Regions from separate parts of the Mus musculus genome. Here region 1 is linked to region 2. The links are chromatin loops, found by intact Hi-C in ENCODE. Cell type or tissue: left cerebral cortex. All regions are shown on one strand. Each heading gives the region's core, and the rest is flanking DNA. Links, peaks and the distances in the headings are about the cores only.

Evidence for each region. Hi-C counts contacts between places; a loop is a spot of excess contacts. Peaks named below come from ENCODE experiments on the same cell type or tissue, not always from the same donor. Only the 100,000 strongest peaks of a DNase experiment are listed, where the experiment ranks them.
Region 1: it touches region 2 in a loop (2.3-fold over the local background); 1 of 42 quality-filtered maps calls a loop at or near these places.

The regions. Positions count from the first base shown.
Region 1 is chr6:42,702,543-42,710,733 of GRCm38, reverse strand. Tcaf1 (TRPM8 channel-associated factor 1) reads left to right here and starts at 619. Exons shown (of 9, transcript NM_001355769.1): 1 at 619-775. In left cerebral cortex, for the core only: no CTCF peak of the experiment used is centred there; a DNase peak (open chromatin) is centred at 4,604; H3K4me3 peaks cover 1,088 bases; H3K27ac peaks cover 466 bases.
Region 2 is chr6:42,856,585-42,864,775 of GRCm38, reverse strand. No RefSeq gene overlaps it. Among named protein-coding and RNA genes, the nearest start is that of Olfr449, 26 kb to the right of the region's middle. In left cerebral cortex, for the core only: a CTCF peak has its summit at 4,375 (motif pointing right); a DNase peak (open chromatin) is centred at 4,364.

The sequences.
Region 1 (8,191 bases), core at 2,049-7,048, 150 kb after region 2:
GCAAGTCCCTGAGCAGGCAAAGTCAGATCATTTGAGGCCTACTCTGGAATCTGGAGAAGGGAGGAAAGCAAATCCTCCCATTGATTTTCCCAGCTTTACCCAGTGGAACCTGTGCCAGGCTTCTGATGTACAGAACTGTAAGATGTCGGAAGGGTGTGGCTTAATTCACCTCCTTGTCTGGCAATTTGTTGTAGCCGCCACTATTCACTCATACTTCCAGTTTATGAAACTAAGGAAGATGCAACAGCTTCAAACTCCAGATGTTTGGGATATAACAAAGTGTAGACACACTCTCTTCTACCAAAACTTGACTTTTTCATTAAATTTAATATAGGACCCATAGCTTTAATTCTTCTCTTAATATAATTGTGTATAATTTCTGATAAAAGCTCTCTTGTTTTATCAATGTCTTATTTGTTCACAGTGTTAAGCTGTATGTATGTATGTATGTATGTATGTATGTATGTATGTATGTATGTATGTGTTTTAGAAATTGGCCAGCTGCACATCCAAGCCTTGGAGCAGAAATTGACATAAAGGAGAGCCTCTAAGGTCTGGGGGCAGAGAGCGGAGCACCGCCCACATCCCCGTGTAGCCAATCAGTTCTCAGGACGGCCCATTGCTTGCTCCCCCTTCTCTGCCAGTGACTTTCCACGTCCCCCATCCACTGGTCCACCGCCTATTCCCTTGCAGGCCTGAAGCTTCTTCCCCTTGGGTAGCTTCCTCCTTTGCTGTTGTGCCTCCGAATCAGCACTTCAGGGAACAGCGACGCAGAGTGAGTCTGGCTCCGCGATAGGGTCTGCACCAGGAGAGGCCTGCGATGACAAAGGCCACTGCCAGAAGGGTGGGGTGCTTCGCGGGGAAGGGGGCAGGAGGTGGCGAGTGCCTGGGGCTGCGTGGGGGGCTGGTGTGGGCAACTCGGGCGTGCGGAGGTGGCTGATGCATTCCACATTGAGACCTTCCTCTCTGTCTCTTTCTGAGCTTTCCGCTGCTTTAGATATCTCCTTCAGTCTTCCTGCATTGTTATCCCTTCGCCAGCCAGGAACCCCCTCCCAGCCGTTTCCCATTTCCTTATTGAGTGGTTTGTGTTCAGCAGGGAGCCTTTGGGATTTGATGAAAGGAACCTCAGAGGTTGCGGAAGGAGACTCCACACAGAATTCTTTAAGGGCCACAGTCCCTGCTTAGCCTCCTTTACCCGCCCCCAGGTAAAAGTCCTCTCCATGTCCTTTAAGCACCCAGGGGCCTGGAGTATATTTGCTCTGAGAGGTGGGTGGGAGGATGTGGGCAGGGTGCTGCTGAAATGGGTGTGGGGCTTCTGGAGAACGCAGGTCTGGACCGCCTTCGGCCTGCAGCAGCAGGGGCTTAGATTATCCAGTTGGCAGATACACAACCCCCCACCCCCCGCAGGCCTTCTGGGTTGGCCCAACCTGAAATGAAGGACAAAAATGGAAGAGGGGGAAAAAGGATCTTGCCAATTAGACAATCGTGGAAACGTGGAGGAAGAATCTCTTAAAGAGATGAACCAATGTCTCTTGTCTATGGGCTGACCCGCTAACCATTTGTCCATTCTCCAAAGGATTTGCAAAGTGATTGCGTTTCAGCTAGCTCTTCACTCTGTTTTGCGTTGCTTTAAAGACTTAAGAATAAAATGAATGCTTATCATTCCAAAGTGGTCTAATCTACAAGATAGTGAAATAAACGCTTGGCCGTCTTGTAAGTAAAAAAATAAGGCTTGAATACCATAATGGAGGGTCTCATTTCTGCCCTTCCCTGCCTGAGACTTGGCATCCTTCGCGATTTTCCTTTCAACTACGCCGTTTTCATAGTTCTACTCTTATGTGTAAAACATACATGGGTTGCTTTATGATTTTGTCATGCTTTCATTCATGAATATTATCCTGTATATTCTTATAGCTCTAGGATTAATCCTTGCTTATACTTCCTTCATTTTTATTTCTAATTGGTTTAATACCCTATAGTTATTCTACCATTGAGCATTTAGGTTTCTCACTTGGGGAAATGTATTCATTTTTTTTAATGTGACAAGCTATCCCAACACATAACAGTATAAGATCAATAATAAACAACTACAAAGCCACTTCTAATATTTCTTTACCACCTGCCAGTTTCTGTGGATCTAGACTGGAGTCTCTGGAGGTTCTCACACACTGTAGTAAAGGGGTATTGGCTCAGCCTGACTCAAGGGTCATTGGAACTAACACAGGACTGTTGTAAACTTGGGATCTCCCTGATTTGGGCCAGGCATGTCTTTCTCTGCAGTGAGGGCCTCATTACAAAGGCTTGCTGTGACATAAGTTTTTGCTCCTTCTACCCCAACCCTAGAGTGAGGGTTTGCCAAAAGAGAGAGAAGAACCATATTACCCTTTTCTTCTCTAATCTCAAAAATGGCATCTATTTTTGTCACTTCCATTCTTTAGAAGTGATTGACCCTCCCACCCCCACCCTATATATACACTCAAGGGGTGGATTTCACATGAGAATGGACACCTGCAGACAAACATTAAAATGACTACCTACCATGGCAACCACATAATGTCCTTTAACACCCATGACTATGTGTGCAAGTGCTTTTTTACTGTGTGCTTCCAAGAGTAGAAAAAATAGGTCATAGGATTCATAATATATTCAGCTTTAATAGGTTATTTCCAAGATCTTCCTCAAGTGCCAAACTATTTGGCACTCCCTCCAGCAAAGGGTCAGAAATCTTGATGTTCCACAAACCTGTCATAACAAATTACATTTTTAGTCTGGAGAGTTATGTAGTAGTCCCATTCCAGTAGGATTTTACTTAGCATTTCCAGGCAGCCAGTAAGACGGGCTGCCTTTTGTATTTGCTGATCAAGTATTCAGCTTTCTGTCTTCCTTTCTGATACCTGATTTGTACTTATTCTCCTAGGAAGTTGTTTTTCTGTACCTAATTGACTCATTGGAGTCTTTTCTTTGTACAATCCATGTCTCAGTCAATATCTAAGTCATTGTATGTGCTACAAATGTCTGCTTCCAGACTGCTTCTGAGATTTTCTCTTTATCTCTCCATGTGTCTCAGTGAAATTTTTACGTTTAAGTTACTGGAACTTTCGTTTATCATTTGTTCATAATTGTATCTTCAAGAAAGAAGGGGAAAAAAAGAATTGTATATTCAAGGAGTGGGAGAGATGGTTCAATGGATAAAGGCCCTTGCTGTGTAAATGGAAGGATCAAAGCTGGACTACCAAGCTCCCATAGAAAAGGTGGGCAAGTGTGGTAGCCACAAATAATACCAATATAAAGAGGAAGGGATTTCACCCCTCGCCCCACCCTCAAAGCAAGCTTATTAGCTAAATTATCAGATTCTCAACTTTAAGTCCAGAGAGAGACCCTGCCTCAGTAAATAAAATGAAAATAATTTCATCAATTGTTTCAGTGGCTGTGGAAAGCATTGTGTAATTCATTGGGCTGAAATAGCTCAGCTTTTCATGGCAATACTCCCCTTGCTGAAAATTGGCAATTCCCAGCATTGAAAGGTAACACACAACCCGCTGTAACTGCCTGGCAACCACCTCTGGCCTCTGCAAGTGGGAGCACACATACAAGACACATCCACACACACACACATGGATATCACACACACCAAGGCACATACAGAGCACACAGTTGCATCCTTGGGATTCTAAAGTAACTTATTGTCTTGTGTTCCAATGGTTTCCAATGGTTTTGCATTTGGCATTCAGGCTTAGTCCATATGAAAACGGATTACTTTGTTGTTTATTCCATGAAGATCATCACTTGTCCCCACATCACTGGTCTGCATGAATCAAGTTTTCCATATGTGTATAAATTTATTTAAAGCTCCCTACTCTCATTAGTATACTTATCTTTATATATTAATTTCTGGTCAATCAAATTTGACATAATTAAATAGCCATTTTATTTACCAGTACCTGCTTTCAAATTTGCCACATGAACAATAATATAATCTAAAAATCATGACAACATGAACAATAATATCATCTAAAAATCATGACAACTTTGTTTCTTTCTTTATCTGCAGATCTTTAATCTTTAATTCTGTTTCCTTCCTTCCTGCTTTGGCAAGGCCCATCTGTACACTGCTTAGAAAGGTTTTATTATGTAGTCTTCAAAAATAGCTTCTATCGTGGTTATCAGGTAAATTCTTTATTTGGTGAGTAAGTTTGTCATAAGTGAATGTTTCATCAATTGTTTCTGTGGCTATTGGAAGCATTATGTAATCCATGGGGCTGAGAGAAGGCTCAAAAATTGAGAGTATATATACTCCCCCTTATCTAGAATTGGAGATAGCTCACTACAGGCTGTAACTCCAGCTCCAGGGGAGCCCACACCTTGCACCTCTGTGGAATTCTGCACTCACACACATGCACACAAACACACAAAATAAAACAACCCTTTTAAAAACAAAAGGTTTCATGTAACTCTTTATCTTCAAATATATTTTGGTGGCAAGCATAGAATTTAACTTCTAACAGTAAGCTAGCTGAAGTCTCTAGAATATCAGTGTATCTCTAGTGTGTATGTCATGGCATTTATTAATAGCACACCGAGACAAGCATTATTTACATTTATGTAAGCTAGTATTGGTCTATACTTATCGCTTTCTGTACTGTTCTGATCTGCCATTGGTATCATCTCAAAATAGCATGGGTAATGTTTTTTTCCTTGGCTCTGTTAAAGAAAATCTGCACAATGTTGCAATTATCTAATCCTTGAATGGTAAAACCTTCTGGAGCTGAAGTGCAGGGGGTTTTAGGCTTGTTGGTTCAATTACTTTATTATAGTGAATGCTTTTCTTAAACTCGCTGTATGCTTTTATTTGTAAGTTAACCAGAATAAAGCAACTTCATTATTTAAAAATACAATTATAGGGTTATTTAGGTTTTCTTATGGATTCAATTTTGATAAATTGTGCATATGTATTCAGTATTAGTAAAATAAAAATAAAACCCAGTATTACTAAAAACATTACCAAAATTCATTATTAGTTTAAATCTTTCTTTTTTGTAGAACATAATCTTAATATTTTCAACTGTTAATAGTCAACAAACAGATTTTTTTTGTTTGTTTGTTTGTTTGTTTTGTTTTTTCGAGACAGGGTTTCTCTTTATAGCCCTGGCTGTCCTGGAACTCATTTGTAGACCAGGCTGGCCTCAAACTCAGAAATCCTCCTGCCCTGCCTCCCAAGTGCTGGGATTAAAAGCTTGCACCACCACGCCCAGCCAAACAGAATATTTTTAAGATATATTTTCTTGTTATGCCTCCCTTTTCATTTCTGATTTTGTTAATTAGGATACTGTCTCTGTGCCCTCTGGTTGGTTAGTCTGGCTAAGGGTTTATCTATCTTGTTGATTTTCTCAAAGAACCAGCTCCTACTTTTATTGAGTCTTTGTATAGTTCCTTTTGTCTCTATTTCATTGATTTCAGCCCTGAGATATTTCCTGCCATCTACCCTTTTGGGTATATTTGCTTCTTTTTGTTCTAGAGCTTTCAGGTATGCTGTCAAGCTGCTAATGTAAGCTCTCTCCAGTTCTTTTTGGATGCACTTAGAGCTATGAGTTTTCCTCATACCACTGCATTCATTATGTCCCATAAATTTTGGTATGATGTGTCTTCATTTTCAATAAATTCTAAAACAACTCACAGTAGAGTCTAGTAGGATACCAATTCCTTTGAGTTATTAAAATTAGGATTGAAACCAAATTTTCTTTGAGCTAGGAAGGAATGTATAGTGTTTAATTTTGTGATGCCATATATATACCTTTAAAATGTTTTATGTTCGAATCCTATGCATCCTCATCAAAATTTTGTCTGTAAGAATTATTGCATGCAGTACCTTATGCTAAAATTTCCCCTTATAAGGTAAAATTGCCATTTCTTATTGTAGAACTACAAAAATTTGCCTTGTATAAGATATTTTATTAGTTAATTTTGGTGAATTGGATGCAGGAATCCTGAAGAGCTATCAATCTTACTTTAAAAATCAAAATTTAAGCAGGGTGTGGTATCACAGGTGGCAAAGGAAAGTCACTTTCTATGGTTTTGTCTACATAGACAAGTTAAGACTACGTACAAAACAAAACAAAAAGCAATCAAGAACAAACCAAGGATATTGTGCCTGATGCTTGCCTTATTTATTTGTCTTTCAAAGACAGATTTGTTTATTTCTAATAAAAAAATTAGGTATAAATTACCTATGATAGAAGTTTACCTGGGTCAGCTGTACAGCTTAACAAATTTTATCTTTCTACATTAAATTTGTTTTCAAAATTTCATACATGTATACTACGTACTTTGTTCATAACTAAAGCATTCCCCTCCCTCCAACCCCTTCTGCATGTTCTCCTTCCAACTTCATGTGTATGTTTATAGGTACACACACACATATATGTGTGCATATATGCATAAAAATATGTAAGCATATGTTAATGGACTTTTTCTTTTGTTTGTTTTTTTCTGCCCATCTCAAAGGAAAGTTATGAATCTATCTTTTTAATAGACATAAATCCTCATTACTCTTAAACATACTTCTAATTCATCCAAGTAGATAGTGACAAACAGTTTTTGCAGAATGACTATAGCAGTCTAGTGTCATAAGAAATGTGTGTCAGTCCCACCAATTGCAGATCTTTCTCACCAGTAGATATTGTACCACTGTCATGGTTAGCCTTCAAGGACTGACTGAAGTGTCTGTTGAAGATTTAACATGCATTAAATGATGACTCATTACATTAAACAGTATTTTTTTTTCATGGCCTTTTAGATTTCCTATTTTACAAAGTCTTCAGATGTTTTGTTCTTTTGAGGGTAAGACATGGTTTTGTTGTATTCTGGACATACATATGGATTTTTCATTGTATTAATCTTCTTCCTTTTGCTTGCCTTTCACTTTGATAAACTTCTAATAAAAATAACTGTTTCACTTTACTTAATTTTAATTATATTTTTAAAAAATAACATACTTTTTAGACAAAGTCTCACTTTGTAGCCCAGGTTGGCCCCAGATTCACAGCAAGGTTGCTTCTTCAGTCTTCCAGGTACTGGCCTTACTGGTATGAGCCATAGCACCCAGTTAATAACCTTTAACTTCTATAATTAGAGCTAAGCCCTTGGAATTAGGGCTGGAGTTCTGTTTAAGAAAACTCTAGTTCCATAAATCTGTCCTATGCTTAGTTGCTTCCTTACCGTATCACACTGTATGTTCATCCATCTATGAGGGGGAACTTTAGTCTCTTTTTCTTCCTGCAAGAAAACTAACCACAGGTATTCAACATTGATGGCATTATCTAAACTTACATTGCCACCCAAAGTCTCTACATTCTTGTCAGTTTGAGTATCTGCAAGTGAGCTTTGGAGGGAAACAAACAGATCCCTAACAATGGGATTGGAGTCTACTTAACTGAGCCCTGTTTTCTCTTTGTGCTTGTGTTTATTTTTTTTGCTTCCACTGGAATCAAGTATTTTATAGTGTTCTTCCTCTATATTACTTGTATAGATGTGAATTGTGTGTTTTGTGGGTACATCACACATGAGGTAGGGGAGCACATTTATTGTATCACTCTCCATCTTATCCCCTGAGGAGACAGTGACTCACTGAATGCAGGGCTTGCTATTTCTGCTACACTGCCTGCACTGGTGTGACAGATATGTGCTCTGCCAATCCCCCCGCCCCAGATATTTAAGTGAGTACTAGGGATTGAGTTCAGTTCCTCGCCATTGGAGAGCAAGTACTCTCAGTGACTCAGCCATCGCCCAGTCCCTACATTATTTTTGAATAACATAATTTTACCAGTTTTAATGGTAATTATACATATTGCAGCTTGCCACAGTCTTTGTCATTGCAAATTATTACTTTTACCTATTTTAAAACAAAAATCATAATCCAGTTCATTTCCGTGAATCTAGTCTTTCAGATGTGTTAGTCGTATATTTGATTTTGCTTTATACCTTACCACAAGATGTGATATTTGTTTATTTTTTTAAAAGCCAATACTTGTGTACCTCTTACATAGTTTGCTCCTTACAGTATGCTGTTTCTTCCCACAATGTGCTTTGTCTTTCTAGGATAGTTCTGCTTAATCCTGAAGAGCTCCTTTGAGTAGCTCTTGTACTGTATTCTGCTGTTCCCAGTTTTGCCCAGACTATAGTCATCCAGAAATGT
Region 2 (8,191 bases), core at 1,327-6,326:
TATGTCTTTTTTTTTTCACATCCAGAGGTCAAAGTATCTCACTTGGATCTGGAAATCTGACTTAAAGATCTGAGGGGTACATTTACTTGATAAGACTCAGCAATGATAACATGATCAGCTAAGATCAGACGAGAGAAGAGAAAGGAGGGCAGGAAAATAAAAACACAGACAAATATCATTGCTAAAAACAGGTAACCATCTACCAGTAACAGGTAATTCAATACAATGAAACAGAACATGAAAAATGAACCACAAATAATTGTAGGCCAGGAATATCGCTTTGATAGGGTGTTTGCCCAGTATTCACACGGCCCTGATCCCCAGCACCACAGAAACAAAAGGAAATTGTTATTAGAAGAATGTGAATTATTGAGAGGAAAGAGTAAAGCTGAGATCCAAACATGGACGTGACTACAAGATAAAATCTCCTTTCTCCAAATCATGAGGAGTACTAATATAAAATGACAACATAATTTTAATTTGGATTTTTTTTACCCATAAATGAAATAGTTTAAGATCTCAATTTCTCTCCTGTGATCTTTAGTTTTTCAGTACACAAGTCTTGTTCATAATTATGTGTGTTCCTAAGTATAATGAGTTCTCTGTGCAGACTTGTATCACATTTGCACAGAAATACCTTATCTTATGTGTATATCTTTTCTTTTCACTGCTATCATAATCATCAGTGCACATTACAAATGAGGAAGTTTCAGGCTGATACTTCATCCCATGCATCAAATGCTTCTTGAACCTTCTTTCTTATTCTCTCCTTCTCTGTTCTTACCAGCCTTTTTCTGCTTTCCTAAAAGTCTCCCTTCTACTTCCTTTTGTGTTTGTTTGTTTGTTTTCATATAGTAGAGAAAACATGTGACACCAGTCTTGCTGTGTCTGAAGAATTGCACATGATGAACTATAGTGCCTATGATTTAACTGCAAATGACAGAATTTCATCTTTCTTTGTGATTGAATAATAGTTCAGCCTCTCTCTCTCTCCCCCTTCCCGTGAGCGTGCGCGCGTGTGCGCGTGCGCGTGCGCGTGCGCGCGCGCGCGTGTGTGTGTGTGTGTGTGTGTGTGTGTGTGTGTGTGTGTGTGTGTGACTGTAGCATTTTTTTCTTTCTCTACTGATCTTTTGTTGGGGACTTAAGCTGTCTCCAGATCTTGGGTATTTTGAATAGTATTGTGATAAATGTGGGTGTGTACATGTGTGCTTTATGTATGAAGATATTTGCACAGTTGTATGCCCAAGAGTGCTATAGCTGTATCTCAGAAGAATCTCCAAATTGACCTTGGTAAGCCATTTAACAATCCCAAGAACAATGTATTCCTGCTACCTCTAATAACTTTTGTGTCCTAAGAACTTTTGTTATTTTGTTGTTGTTTGTAGAGCATTCATCCTCCATGGAAAAAAAATAGACACTCAAAGTAATCTTGATTGCCATTTTACACATGGATAAATACAACAAATATTTTTTTAAAGCTGTAAGATCAAAAAAAAAAAAAACCAAACAAACAAAAAAACAAAGCTGTAAGATCAGCCTAAGACCAGATAATAGAACCCCAAATATCATGATTTTTCAGTCATGATAATAAATGTTAACAGACAACTTATTGAAAGAATTTACAGACTTCTCTTATTTTTAAAAAGTTCAGCTTACTCTCTTTTTAGGAAAGATGTAAACCAAAGAGATTTCTCAGAATTAGAAAGGGAAGTCTGGACAACAGAGTGCCAGGCAAGCAGCAGCCATAAAAGTCACATCAGACGAGGTTCAATCCAGACCCAAAGCACAAGTGGGATATAAGGATATGAGTAGGAATGGAACAACACAGTGGCAGTGCAGACCGTCGACAGCTAAACTGCCATAAACAGGAGTTAAAGCAGGACCTGCTTCCATAAGGAGGACCCGCACACTGGTAAAGTGACACCTAAGTGGCTGGAGACATTCATTCCCTTTTCTCATCCAAATCAGATCATGGGAAAAGTTAAGACACAGACAGCCAGAGGATGGGACAGACAAAGGCATCTGGTGAATGTGCCAGAAGGGATTCTGAATCCAGAAGACAATGAACCTTCTTGGCAAATTCCACGAGAGCTTTCAAGCAAAGCCAAGCGAAGGGCAGAGATTAAACCATTCATAAAACTGGTTGCAAAAACTAGAAACAAAACAGGTAAAATTTTTCTCAACATGGTTTAAAAATCAAATACCAATGAGTTAAAGAATTAAAATTTCCAAGTATTTTAAATTTTCAAACGTAACAAGGTATAGAAATGTTTAAACGCTACTTAGAGAGGTCAAGTGGAAAGCCTTCCATGTTCTTGAATAGGACTATGAACATTTTAAACACAACAATTTCCCTGTAAGCTGTTCAATAAACAACATGCAACCCCACTGTAGGCAGCAGAAAGATTTACTCATTTTTAACTTACACAGGACGGACGATGCTAAAAGCATACTGGAAAGTACAAAGAATGAACAGCATAAAAACTCTACAAGAGAATAATCATGTTTAAAACTGGCCTTTTTTTTTTTTAATCACTTCAGACACCATAAATTATCACAATTTTAAGATTTAAACATTAAGTTACTAATTGTGGCTGGAGAGATATGTGATAAGCCAGTCCGAATCAAAAAGACTTTGGTAAACTAACTGAATATCTACTGGGATTTATCAAAAATCAGTGAGAGCACAATGGATTACATGATAAATGTAACAAAATTGCCAGCCATGCTACTAGTACTTAGAGGTAGGCCTCTCACTTTACATTGTTACTTATCTCTGAACTAGATCCATTCTGAAAGCATGTGGAATCAAGGGAAGGGGGGTTACCTACTTACTTTCAAGGGAAGACCATGCCAGTCTACAAATATTTAAAATCAATGGGTTGTAAAGATCTCTTTTATGTGTCCAGGCTTCTGGTGCTGGATTTTCTTGTTATGAAAGGCTGGCATTTGAGAAATGTCCATCTAGGATGTAGATTAACCAAGACAAAATAAATGTGATTCAATAATACAAAAGGAAAGTAAAAAGCATGGTTACCCGTTCCTTCTTTGCATGTTGGCTTTGAATTTGTTTTCACTCTTAAAATCATATATAACAGCTGAACATAGGGACATACATTATTAATCTCAGCGATGGGGAGGTAGAACCAGACACAGGAGATAAAGTTTATTTTAGGTTCTGCAGTGAGTTTCAGGCGGGCCAGGACTGCATTGCAAGGTCATATCTTTAAGAAAATCACAAATAATAGTAAATATATGAACTTCTTAGTAATGGTCATTTTCACCTCAATGCTGTGTCGCAAAGACCCAGTTCAGCTGTCTTGTCATCTACAGATAATTTTATGAGTTGTCTAACACAGTTTCACAAAACACACTTTGTTCAGATTTTTTCACATAATTTGAACTATTATGCATTTTAATTCCATGTATAAGCGCCCAGTGGAAATATTTTCACCAAGCAGGAAGCACCCGTTGACATAGCTGATGATAGTCATTCTTCCTTACTTTTGTTGTTGTTGTTGTTGTTGTTGCTTTTTCAAGACAGGGTTTCTCTGTGTAGCCATGGGTGTTCTGGAACTCACTCTGTAGACTAGGCTGACCTTGAACTCAGAAATCTGCCTGCCTCTGCCTCCAAGTGCTGGGATTAAAGGCATGCTCCACCACTGCCCAGCTCTTCCTTACTTTTGATATATACTTATAACTCTCGAGTCTGGCTGTGATTCTATAAGCACTGGAGGGACTAGCTTGGAGCGTCTGCCTTTGGTTTCCTGTGTGGTATCAGCTGAGAACAGTGCTTTACATTGGAGATTTAAAGCCTTCCTCTGCAGTTGATTGACATTTTACTTGTGACTTAAGTCTGCTTTCCTGTTTTTCTTGCGTTATACCTCTGCTCCTTAGTACACCCCTCCCTTCACAATCAATATTCTTTTGTGGGTTTCCTAGCCATCCAAACCTTTCAATATCCAGTGCAAATTCTGCCTCTCCTTAAAAAACAAAACAAAACAAAATAAAATTTTAAAACCCAAATCATGCGTTTTAATTACTCTGTTATCATAAGTCTCCTTCATGATCCATTAATCTGCTTTATTCACTGAATAATTAATATTTTCCCATCATATTATACTTCATGCTCATGTCCTATTATGCTAGAACACATGAGATGAGAAATCATGACTTATAATACTGTGCATCCAAACTGAAGGTGCACTTCACAGAAAAGGTTTTCGGCCTAATGTAGACCAAAGGAAGATTCTTAGTTTCAGATTTTGACTTATTTACCTGGATAATAGAGAATATCGGACCAGATGAGGAGCTCATGCTGGCTTAGCACTTACTGTCCAATGTATCCTTAACTGAGCACTACTTACATTGACCACTAGATGGCACCAACACCAAATAAAATTCTCTGCAAGTGGTCCTAACATTTTTTTTTTAACTAAATTCTGATTATGATTTCTTTTTTTTTTTTTTTAAGAGGAAGTACCGATTTATCCTGTAGCAAAATGAAAATATTATCATCAGAAAATGTTTTAATATAAATTTAAATTACAGGTCAATTTATCAATTGTCTTGGTCATAATTCAAGTATTTAGTACCCACATGTACATGGAGTTTTTTATTACAAAGCTGTTCAAAATATGCAATTCTTCCTGTACCATAGAAACTTCTTTTATTTATTTATTTATTTATTTATTTATTTATTTATTTATTTATTTATTTTCTTTCCATTTTTTATTAGGTATTTAGCTCATTTACATTTCCAATGCTATACCAAAAGTCCCCCATACCCACCCACCCCCACTCCCCTACCCGCCCACTCCCCCTTTTTGGCCCTGGCGTTCCCCTGTTCTGGGGCATATAAAGTTTGTGTGTCCAATGGGCCTCTCTTTCCAGTGATGGCCGACTAGGCCATCTTTTGATACATATGCAGCTAGAGTCAAGAGCTCCGGGGTACTGGTTAGTTCATAATGTTGATCCACCTATAGGGTTGCAGATCCCTTTAGCTCCTTGGGTACTTTCTCTAGCTCCTCCATTGGGAGCCCTGTGATCCATCCATTAGCTGACTGTGGGCATCCACTTCTGTGTTTGCTAGGCCCCGGCATAGTCTCACAAGAGACAGCTACATCTGGGTCCTTTCGATAAAATCTTGCTAGTGTATGCAATGGTGTCAGCGTTTGGATGCTGATTATGGGGTGGATCCCTGGATAAGGCAGTCTCTACATGGTCCACCCTTTAATCTCAGCTCCAAACTTTGTCTCTGTAACTCCTTCCAAGGGTGTTTTGTTCCCACTTCTAAGGAGGGGCATAGTGTCCACACTTCAGTCTTCATTTTTCTTGAGTTTCATGTGTTTAGGAAATTGTATCTTATATCTTGGGTATCCTAGGTTTTGGGCTAATATCCACTTATCAGTGAGTACATATTGTGTGAGTTCCTTTGTGAATGTGTTACCTCACTCAGGATGATGCTCTCCAGGTCCATCCATTTGGCTAGGAATTTCATAAATTCATTCTTTTTAATAGCTGAGTAGTACTCCATTGTGTAGATGTACCACATTTTCTGTATCCATTCCTCTGTTGAGGGGCATCTGGGTTCTTTCCAGCTTCTGGCTATTATAAATAATGCTGCTATGAACATAGTGGAGCATGTGTCCTTCTTACCAGTTGGGGCATCTTCTGGATATATGCCCAGGAGAGGTATTGCTGGATCCTCCGGTAGTACTATGTCCAATTTTCTGAGGAACCGCCAGACGGATTTCCAGAGTGGTTGTACAAGCCTGCAATCCCACCAACAATGGAGGAGTGTTCCTCTTTCTCCACATCCTCGCCAGCATCTGCTGTCACCTGAATTTTTGATCTTAGACATTCTGACTGGTGTGAGGTGGAATCTTAGGGTTGTTTTGATTTGCATTTCCCTGATGATTAAGGATGTTGAACATTTTTTCAGGTGCTTCTCTGCCATTCGGTATTCCTCAGGTGAGAATTCTTTGTTCAGTTCTGAGCCCCATTTTTTAATGGGGTTGTTTGATTTTCTGAAGTCCACCTTCTTGAGTTCTTTATATATGTTGGATATTAGTCCCCTATCTGATTTAGGATAGGTAAAGATCCTTTCCCAATCTGTTGGTGGTCTCTTTGTCTTATTGACGGTGTCTTTTGCCTTGCAGAAACTTTGGAGTTTCATTAGGTCCCATTTGTCAATTCTCGATCTTACAGCACAAGCCATTGCTGTTCTGTTCAGGAATTTTTCCCCTGTGCCCATATCTTCAAGGCTTTTCCCCACTTTCTCCTCTATAAGTTTCAGTGTCTCTGGTTTTATGTGAAGTTCTTTGATCCATTTAGATTTGACCTTAGTACAAGGAGATAAGTATGGATCGATTCGCATTCTTCTACATGATAACAACCAGTTGTGCCAGCACCAATTGTTGAAAATGCTGTCTTTCTTCCACTGGATGGTTTTAGCTCCCTTGTCGAAGATCAAGTGACCATAGGTGTGTGGGTTCATTTCTGGGTCTTCAATTCTATTCCATTGGTCTACTTGTCTGTCTCTATACCAGTACCATGCAGTTTTTACCACAATTGCTCTGTAGTAAAGCTTTAGGTCCGGCATGGTGATTCCACCAGAGGTTCTTTTATCCTTGAGAAGAGTTTTTGCTATCCTAGGTTTTTTGTTATTCCAGATGAATTTGCAAATTGCTCCTTCTAATTCATTGAAGAATTGAGTTGGAATTTTGATGGGGATTGCATTGAATCTGTAGATTGCTTTTGGCAAGATAGCCATTTTTACAATATTGATCCTGCCAATCCATGAGCATGGGAGATCTTTCCATCTTCTGAGATCTTCTTTAATTTCTTTCTTCAGAGACTTGAAGTTTTTATCATACAGATCTTTCACTTCCTTAGTTAGAGTCACGCCGAGATATTTTATATTATTTGTGACTATTGAGAAGGGTGTTGTTTCCCTAATTTCTTTCTCAGCCTGTTTATTCTTTGTGTAGAGAAAGGCCATTGACTTGTTTGAGTTAATTTTATATCCAGCTACTTCACCGAAGCTGTTTATCAGGTTTAGGAGTTCTCTGGTGGAATTTTTAGGGTCACTTATATATACTATCATATCATCTGCAAAAAGTGATATTTTGACTTCCTCCTTTCCAATTTGTATCCCCTTGATCTCCTTTTGTTGTCGAATTGCTCTGGCTAATACTTCAAGTACTATGTTGAAAAGGTAGGGAGAAAGTGGGCGGCCTTGTCTAGTCCCTGATTTTAGTGGGATTGCTTCCAGCTTCTCTCCATTTACTTTGATGTTGGCTACTGGTTTGCTGTAGATTGCTTTTATCATGTTTAGGTATGGGCCTTGAATTCCTGATCTTTCCAGAACTTTTATCATGAATGGGTGTTGGATCTTGTCAAATGCTTTTTCTGCATCCAACGAGATGATCATGTGGTTTTTGTCTTTGAGTTTGTTTATATAGTGGATTACATTGATGGATTTTCGTATATTAAACCATCCCTGCATTCCTGGAATAAAACCTACTTGGTCAGGATGGATGATTGCTTTAATGTGATCTTGGATTCGGTTAGCGAGAATTTTATTGAGGATTTTTGCATCGATATTCATAAGAGAAATTGGTCTGAAGTTCTCTATCTTTGTTGGATCTTTCTGTGGTTTAGGTATCAGAGTAATAGTGGCTTCATAAAATGAGTTGGGTAGAGTACTTTCTACTTCTATCTTGTGAAAAAGTTTGTGCAGAACTGGAATTAGATCTTCTTTGAAGGTCTGATAGAACTCTGCACTAAACCCGTCTGGTCCTGGGCTTTTTTTGGCTGGGAGACTATTTATAACTGCTTCTATTTCTTTAGGGGATATGGGACTGTTTAGAAGGTCAACTTGATCCTGATTCAACTTTGGTACCTGGTATCTGTCCAGAAATTTGTCCATTTCGTCCAGGTTTTCCAGTTTTGTTGAGTATAGCCTTTTGTAGAAGGATCTGATGGTGTTTTGGATTTCTTCAGGATCTGTTGTTATGTCTCCCTTTTCAGTTCTGATTTTGTTAATTAGGATTTTGTCTCTGTGCCCTCTAGTGAGTCTAGCTAAGGGTTTATCTATCTTGTTGATTTTCTCAAAGAACCAACTCCTCGTTTGGTTAATTCTTTGAATAGTTCTTCTTGTTTCCCCTTGGTTGATTTCACCCCTGAG